Linked DNA regions of Mus musculus: region 2 is linked to region 1. A link is a contact called in ENCODE Hi-C data. All regions are on one chromosome and are shown on one strand. The core of a region is the stretch at or near the end of the contact, and the rest is flanking DNA. Distances in the headings are between cores, read along the strand shown. Region 1 overlaps Dapk1 (death associated protein kinase 1). Region 2 holds the start of BC051665 (cDNA sequence BC051665).

Region 1 (4,012 bases), core at 484-2,983:
AGGACCTCTGGAAGAACAGTCAGTGCTCTTAACCTCTGAGCCATCTCTCCAGCCCATAAGTACACCATTGCTCTCTTCTGACACACCAGAAGAGGGCATCAGATCCCATTACAGTGGTTGTGAACCACCATGTGGTTGCTGGGACTTGAACTCAGGACCTCTGGAAGATCAGTCAGTGCTCTTAACCGCTGAGCCATCTCTCCGGCTCCAAACCTGGTCTTAAAAGGGTATGGCAGACAGAGATGGGGAGAGAGGGAGATTGACAGAAACAGAGAGAGAAGGAGGGAGGTGGAGAGGGGAGAGAGAGAGAGAGAGAGAGAGAGAGAGAGAGAGAGAGAGAGAGAGAGAGAGAGAGAGAGAGGGAGGGAGGGAGGGAGGGAGGGAGAGGGAGAGAGAGAGAGAGAGCGCTATGGATGGATAGATGAAGTCTAACAGCTAGAAGCATCTGTAATGAGGTTGATATGGCCCTCATGGTAAAGGGAACATATTCTCACTGCATTGTTTTCCATAACAAGATGAGCCAGGTGCGAGGATTACATACCAGCTGCCTAGTTGCTGCCTGACCCCCTGTCCTGCCCTTAGTCTCTTGGGAGCAAATGGCTTGAGGGAAGGTGTGAAGGTGCCACCAAAGGAAGGCATGGGACAGTGCTCTTGATCTCAGAAGTGGTTTTGAATTCTGGTCTTTAGATCATGGGTCCATTTCTTTTGCAGTCTGGAGAGACAGCTCTTCACGTGGCAGCCCGCTATGGCCATGCAGATGTGGTTCAACTACTGTGCAGTTTTGGCTCTAATCCTGATTTCCAGGACAAGGTAGGTCATGGGAACAGACGTGCTCAGTTCCTTGTCCCCAGGCCTCCCTGTACAGCAGCCAGGTGACCCAGGTGACTCATAAGGAAGGCCTCTCCACTTAGGTTTCTTGTCATCCATTGCAGAGCGCAGGTCCTTAGACAGCAATATGCAACCAGCTTCCCTTCATTCACCCGTTTAATCCCCAGAACAGCCCTGTGAGGCGTATCGCTGTTATCAGCACCCTTGCTCTACAAATGACGGAACCCACACAGGAAAATTCCACGGCTTGCTTAAGCTGTCTGTGGTGGGACCAGGGATTGCATCTTACCCAGTCTTGGGTTTAGAATTTCCATTTATAAGTACTACTCTCTTCTGGAACCCTGAAGACAGATGTGTGTTTGATGATGCTGACAGAGGTGCCAACTTCCCAGTCCCCATGAGCCTTCAGGCCAACTCTTCCTGGACTAGTTACAGAAGGATCATCAAGATAGCTGTCTCACAGTGTGCTCTTCTGACTCATACCTGGCAGAATCAAAGCACAGAAACTGCTAGAAAAATTCTTGCTCAGAGGGCTGCTTCTGGCCAGGAAGAGTTTCAGACAGACAAAGGCAATTTTGCCAAAAGCTGTTCTCAGTCCAGAGGCCCCAGTAGTGAGGTCTGTGATATATTGAGAAAACAGAGTTCACTTAGCATTCTGGTTGAGGTCACAGACTGACCAGGGAAGGGACTGGGTCTGCCACTTAAAGGCATCGGATCCTGATGGTGGAGTTATCTCAGGTTAATTTCTTGCCACACTGGCTGCAATCTCTGCTTCCATGGCCTTGACTTTCTTGTCTGCGTTTTCTTCCCCTGCACTCGTGACCTTGGCCAGGAAGAGGAAACCCCCCTGCACTGTGCTGCCTGGCATGGCTATTACTCCGTGGCTAAAGCTCTTTGTGAAGTTGGCTGCAACGTGAATATCAAGAATCGGGAGGGAGAGACCCCATTGCTGACGGCGTCTGCCAGGGGCTATCATGACATTGTGGAGTGTCTGGCTGAACATGGAGCTGACTTGAATGCTTCTGACAAGGTGCTTTATGGGGGAAATGCTTGGCTCTTTCTGTGAAGTGATCTGTCGAGCTGGAGGGACCATGAGACTTGCCTACTTGTCTCCTTGAGATAACAAACATGAACTAAGTATTCTGTTGATCATTCTTCCATTCTTTGGTTCCAAAAGTGTTCTTTGGAGTTTTTTAGAGTCTTTTTAGCATGCAACTAAGTTTCTGATTGAACAGGCCTCTTTGGTCCGTGTTTTGACCTGTTTAGTTTTAGAGCAGGGACCATGTCGGTTTTAGACACAGGTAGAAGCAGGCATTTATTTTGCCACCTCCTCTTTTGTAAAAAGACAATAAACCACTATTATTTGTTTTATAATTGTACTTCTCGACCAGGTGTTCCCTAATTACCTAAGCAATTCCAACACAATCTGTTTGAATCTGAACTTAAACCAACACAGTGATGGTGCTATATACAGTTAGACTGGAGATGCTGTAGCTTACGTAGCAACGACCTTTTGTAGAATGGTGTCTTGGAACCCTGTGTGGTTCTCTGGAGACAATGTTTTGTTTGCCATGGATGGGTTGGGTATTTGCTCCTGGCACCTGGTAGGTAGAGCTAATGTTACTGTTAGACAGTCACAAGCCCCAGTGTCAGGCATGCGGAGTAGAGAAGCTCATACAGACACAATAGAGGTCTGGTGGAAAGCTCTGCTGGCCTGGGTCCTTAGACAGCAGTATGCAACCGGCTTCCCTTCCAACTCCCGTACAATAATAACTTAGCACTGCTATCCCCTAAGTTTTTGGGGTGCTGTTAATTCTCAGGCTGGGTTCTATGTTGTTCAGAGGTTAAGCAATCTACATCTTCTTTCTGAGCATTCAGAAGTCCTTGGGGAAATTATTTCTCCTTGCTTTCTCTGTCGTTTCTGATAGTTCTTTCTCTACTTACGAATTTAGCAAGTGTTACTGGGCAAATGTTTTGAAAGTGTTTTCAGATCTGTTTGCTGGCAATTGGCATACCATTTTATCAGTTCTGATACAGAGGAGTATAGCCTTTCTGTCTGATACATTGCCTGAGCCTAAATGATTCAACAGTGGTCAGCCCAGGCTTCAATTATACGGAACGGAATGGATAAAGCCCCCACCCTTTTCCAGTCCAGGCAATGACATTTGAAGTTCTTGGGTGGTGTAGGAGCCATTCTGTTTACAGCTAATTCTTATACAGGGGAGAGATTAGGCTGAGGCTCTAAGCCAGACATGCTCATGAGCCTGGGTTTGGTTCCAGGATGGACACATCGCTCTTCATCTTGCTGTGAGGCGTTGTCAGATGGAAGTCATCAAGACCCTCCTTGGCCATGGGTCCTTTGTGGATTTCCAGGACAGGCATGGCAACACACCCCTGCACGTGGCCTGCAAAGATGGAAGCGCACCTATCGTGGTGGCCCTCTGTGAAGCCAGCTGCAATCTGGACATCTCAAACAAGGTACATGTAGAGGGTAGGATCCCCAGGCTCCCACCCAGCCGGCCAGACACTTTTGTTGGGTTCTTGCCATGGTTTTATTATTATTCCAACATAGGGGAGGGTTACTGCCACTCGCATGCACTGGATGTCCAGAGGACAGTGACATTTTGGGCTGTGTGCCTGTTGAGTAATCTCCTACACTGACGTTAGAACACAGAGACATTGGCATGCACTTTGTGCAGATTCTGGCTTCCCACTGTGGTGCTTGGAGAATGAGTGAGTGTGTGCACATGCATGTGTTAGCAAATGCAGGGCTCAGGGTCACCTGGGGATGTACACACATACATACTTGTGTGCTTGTGTTTTCAAGAGCTCACAGTACAAATGTCAGCTTCCTTCTGAAGGACAGTGTCTTCAGTGTATACTCTTTTTTTAAAAAAAATTTTATTTATTCTCTGCATATGAGTTCACTGAAGCTGTACAGATGGTTGTGAGCCTTCATGTGGTTGTTGGGAATTGAATTAAGAACTTCTCCTGGCTCCTGTCAACCCCACACTCACTCTGATTGACTCCACTTGCTCAGTTCCTGCCACTCTGGCCCAAAGATTTATTTATTATTATAAATAAGTACACTGTAGCTGTCTTCGGACACACCAGAAGAGGGCATCAGATCTCATTTCAGGTGGTTGTGAGCCTCCATATGGTTGCTGGGATTTGAACTCAGGAC
Region 2 (3,947 bases), core at 319-2,818, 57 kb after region 1:
CTCAGTGGGCCTGCTGCTACAGCCAACAAGAACCAAGGGTATCTGTCCACCTCTGGAAGCCATAACCCAGGCCCTGTGGCACCAAGGTGGTTTGCCACCAGTGTTCATAAAGCCTGCCATGTGGTCATGCCTGGGAGGAAGTGCTTCCACAATATGAAGTCTAATCTTGCCACAGCAAGGACCACTGTCTCTGTGTTGCCCCTGGACTTGTCCCTGGTACCAACCATGTTGTATGTTTTCCTGTGTTTTGTCTTCCATTCCTCCCATACAGCATCCAAACTGGGATCGTGTGCTGGAGCAGCTGAGACCACCCCTAAGCACAGGGTGGCCAGGAGGAAAACTGGAGTCATACTTCCAAACCCTAGAGATTGTGAAGAAATGAGATTCTAGTCATGGAAATTCTTCAATAAACTCTTATTTTGACATAAGTTGTTAAGTTCACCATCTTTCAGTGTTTGTTGACATGGCTAAGAATGACATTGGCTTGTAGCACACCTTCAAAAAAAAATGTCAGAAGTCAAACAGAATGAAGAGCAGCTGTGGAGGGCTCCAGAATTTAGATGATGTGTGAACTGTGCACTTAGCTCAGCACAGGGTTTGGATCCACCCGTGGTTCAGAAATTTCAAGCAACAACTAACTTCTTAAGTATTCAGAGTTTATCCGGGTTTATTCCATTGATATTCATGTTTCATATGTACGCAATGTGATCCCCCAGTACAAAGAGATCTGCAAGACTTGGCGGGGTGATCACAAGACATCTTTTTCTTGGATTGTGTACACTAAGAGACAGAATATGCCTCTGCTCTCTCTCTCTCTCTCTCTCTCTCTCTCTCTCTCTCTCTCTCTCTCTTTCCTGAAATCTTTCTGGAATGTTGCCTCTAGAACCTTGGAAGAATTTCAGTTGGGAATCTGCTCCACAACTGGGATGTGCCTTCAGAATCCTACTTTCCTGTTTCAATGGGGAGTGTCCTATGGCTGAGTACAGGATGGCATAGCTACCAATTTAAGCGAGAAATGAGGAGAACAATTCCAGACTTAGGCTTTAAAAAGTTTTGCGTGGGACAATCCAGAAAGAGCCATGCCAATTGTGCCACATGCTACTCCTTGGGCACATGGGGGATGAGACAAAGGGACTGTCCCTGACCACTTCTACATGAGAATGATCATCTGTTTTGGCAGCTTATATAAAGGGACAAACTGGTACTTCCTGTGCCCACGGGACCAGAGGTAGACCACTAGCTTCTGCTCACTCAGAGGAACCAGTTTTCCTGATTTTGCATTATTGATACTTTTCACACACTTGGACTTCTGAACAGTCGGGTGACCTCCTGGCATCCTTACCAAGCCATCTCTGCATCCCCATACTAGTTCTGCTAAGACAAAGTTGGTACTCTCATTCTTGAGGGAGCTGAATGGTGCTACAAAGAATCTCTCTAGGGTGCTCCTCCAGTGTTAGTATCAAGCATGTCTTGATAGAGCTATGGGGGCTCACCTGGGATGTACATAGCTGGGCAGGTGGGCTTCAGAGTCTCAGGTCTTCAGAGGTTGCTGAGGTCCCAGGCTGTGACACAGCTGCATGTGGATCCAGACTTTATATCCCAAGCTGTGGCTCCAGGACAGTGTCCTTGCCCAATTGCTCCTCCCTGGAATTGGTTTAGGTGGGCAATTGGACTGCACCTCCAGGCTGTGGGACTGCAGGCACATACTGACTCTAATTCTCATTCTGACCTGGGGCATTGGGTGTAGGTTGCCTTGGTGGATTGTGGGGAAGGGAGCAGTGGGTCCCTGTTTAGGAAAGTAGATTGTGTGAGTCTCATGACATTAGCTGAGAAAGTATTCTCACAGAGGGCTTGGCACTGGCTTAGGACAGAAAATTCTAGCTAACTATGTTTGCTTTTCCCATAGAAGTAGAGATTTTTGTTAAAATCCTTGCCACTCCTTCCCCATGAGCAATTATATCCTAGCCCAGTGTTTCCTCTTTAAGGCACATCTAAGCTGGATCTCCTGGAAGTTACAGACTCTGGGCCCTTTTCCCCAATGCCAGCAAGAAGAAAACTGGGCTTCTTAGAATCTTTAGAGGCAGACTATCCCCAAACAGGGAGGAGATGATCACAGTCACCCCAATGTTGGACTGGGATTGGGGTGTCCTGAGACTGCAGAGCACTTGTAAGTCACCTCATCCTGACTGCTCACTTCGTTCTCTTCAGCTTCAGCAAACATTGTGAGGAATTTACACAAACCTAGGTGGAGAACAGGGAAAGTTTTTGGAATCTGGTTTGGTTAGCACCTCTGAGCTTACAGAATTTTTTTGTTTGTTTGTTTTATTTTCATTGTTGCCTTAGGGTTGACTTTAGGGGTGTTACTTCCACAGTGACCAAGGTAGAAGTGAATAGGGTTTGGACACATTTTAGGTGAAGGAAACGTGCAAATCTATAATGTGCAGGTAGCTCTGGTCATTATGCAGTTAAGGGAAATAAACCACAACTGTCCTCAATACTTATTACTGACATTGTAGAAAACTGTCTTTTAGTGAAGTACTGCCATTGCCTTTCCTGAACAACCTTTGCTAATCATATTTCAAGTTCTTTGATTGAAACATGGAGTCCTATGCCATTTTTATTATTATACTTGTGTCTACTTAAGATTCCATTGATCATCTACTTAAAACAAAATCAGCCTTATAGCTTTTTTTATTGTGATGAAATAGGCCTAACGTGGAAATGGACCTTTCAGCAGAACGTCTATGGAATTAGCGACATACACATGGTCTTGCAACTGTCAGCACCATAGTTGTCCAGATTCTAGTATTTGTATTTCTAAACTGAGTTCTCATTAAGTATCTATCCTCTTTCCCAAGTCCTGAACCTACCACTCAGTTTTCTGTGTTTGATTTTGAGGCCTTCTACAGGCAGAAAGCTTGTATCTGCCTCTACACCTCAACCACGTTGAAAGTAGATTGCTATTCCAACTGTATAAAGATATGTGATCATTACAACATGATCACTCTGCACAGCACACGTCAGTCTCCATACTTTCTGGAGTTGAGCTATTCCTCCATATGGAGATCTCAGGCTTAGCCCTTGCTAGGCCTTTGGCTCCCTTTATACCTTCCTCTAGCTAGCAACAGAGGCTCCACCAAATGACACATGTATTTTCAACCTTTGCTTTTAATCCTTTTGGGTACACATTCAGGAGGCCAGATGATGGGCATATAATTCTCTACTTTAGTTCCCTCAGAGTTTCCACAGAGCAGGCACCAGTGAATTTTACCACCAACCACACCCAAGGGTGCAGATTTCAGACTCTTTCCTGACACATGGTATTTCCTGTTTTCCCTTTTGAAGACCCTCTTCCCCAACTGTGTGTAGCAGGTCTGAGCTGTGTTTCTCAAGAATCAGTGCTATGAGGAATTTTCTACTGTCTCAATTCTCATTGCTCTCTTATTCATAAGAAAGTCTCCAATAGTTGTTTTGTTTTGTTTTTTTTGAGACAGGGTTTCTCTGTATAGCCCTGGCTGTCCTGGAACTCACTCTGTAGACCAGGCTGGCCTTGAACTCAGAAATCCACCTGCCTCTGCCTCCCAAGTTCTGGGATTAAAGGTGTGTGCCACCACAGCCTGGCTCCAGTAGTTCTTTATTAGTTTATTTTGTTATTTGGTGAGTTTTAAGAGTTTGAAAATTTCCTCTCTCTCTCTCTCTCTCTCTCTCTCTCTCTCTCTCTCTCTCTCTCTCTCTTTCTCTCTCTCTCTCTCATACACACACTGTATCACCTGAGTAAATTTGTGGCAATAGGCTGTTTCCTACAAGCATGTGTGTTCTGAGATCCTGACCTCAGCACACAAGTGGACACAGACATTTGTACCCACTGAGCCTCCTGACAACATGGGATTTTTACTTTCTTTGTTAGTTCTTTTCTTTTTTTAAATTTGGAGTTTTAAATAATTTCC

The links. Hi-C counts contacts between places; a loop is a spot of excess contacts on that map.
Region 2: a loop to region 1 is called in a map of v-Abl transformed pro-B cells, with 2.1 times the contacts of the local background. The contact joins the promoter of BC051665 here to the enhancer-like site in region 1. A Hi-C loop is called at or near these places in 1 of 37 maps with a recorded cell type or tissue (v-Abl transformed pro-B cells).

The regions. Positions count from the first base shown.
Region 1 is chr13:60,727,717-60,731,728 of GRCm38, forward strand. It overlaps Dapk1 (death associated protein kinase 1), which reads left to right. Exons shown (of 26, transcript NM_029653.3): 15 at 712-810; 16 at 1,661-1,858; 17 at 3,109-3,306. Among named protein-coding and RNA genes, the nearest start is that of Gm35540, 44 kb to the left of the region's middle. Within about 2 kb of position 1,734, at least 1 of the 3 ENCODE cell types and tissues checked has a DNase peak (open chromatin) inside an H3K27ac peak, as active enhancers do.
Region 2 is chr13:60,784,796-60,788,742 of GRCm38, forward strand. BC051665 (cDNA sequence BC051665) reads right to left here and starts at 1,569. Exons shown (of 8, transcript NM_199148.2): 1 at 1,494-1,569; 2 at 225-361. The coding sequence starts at 350.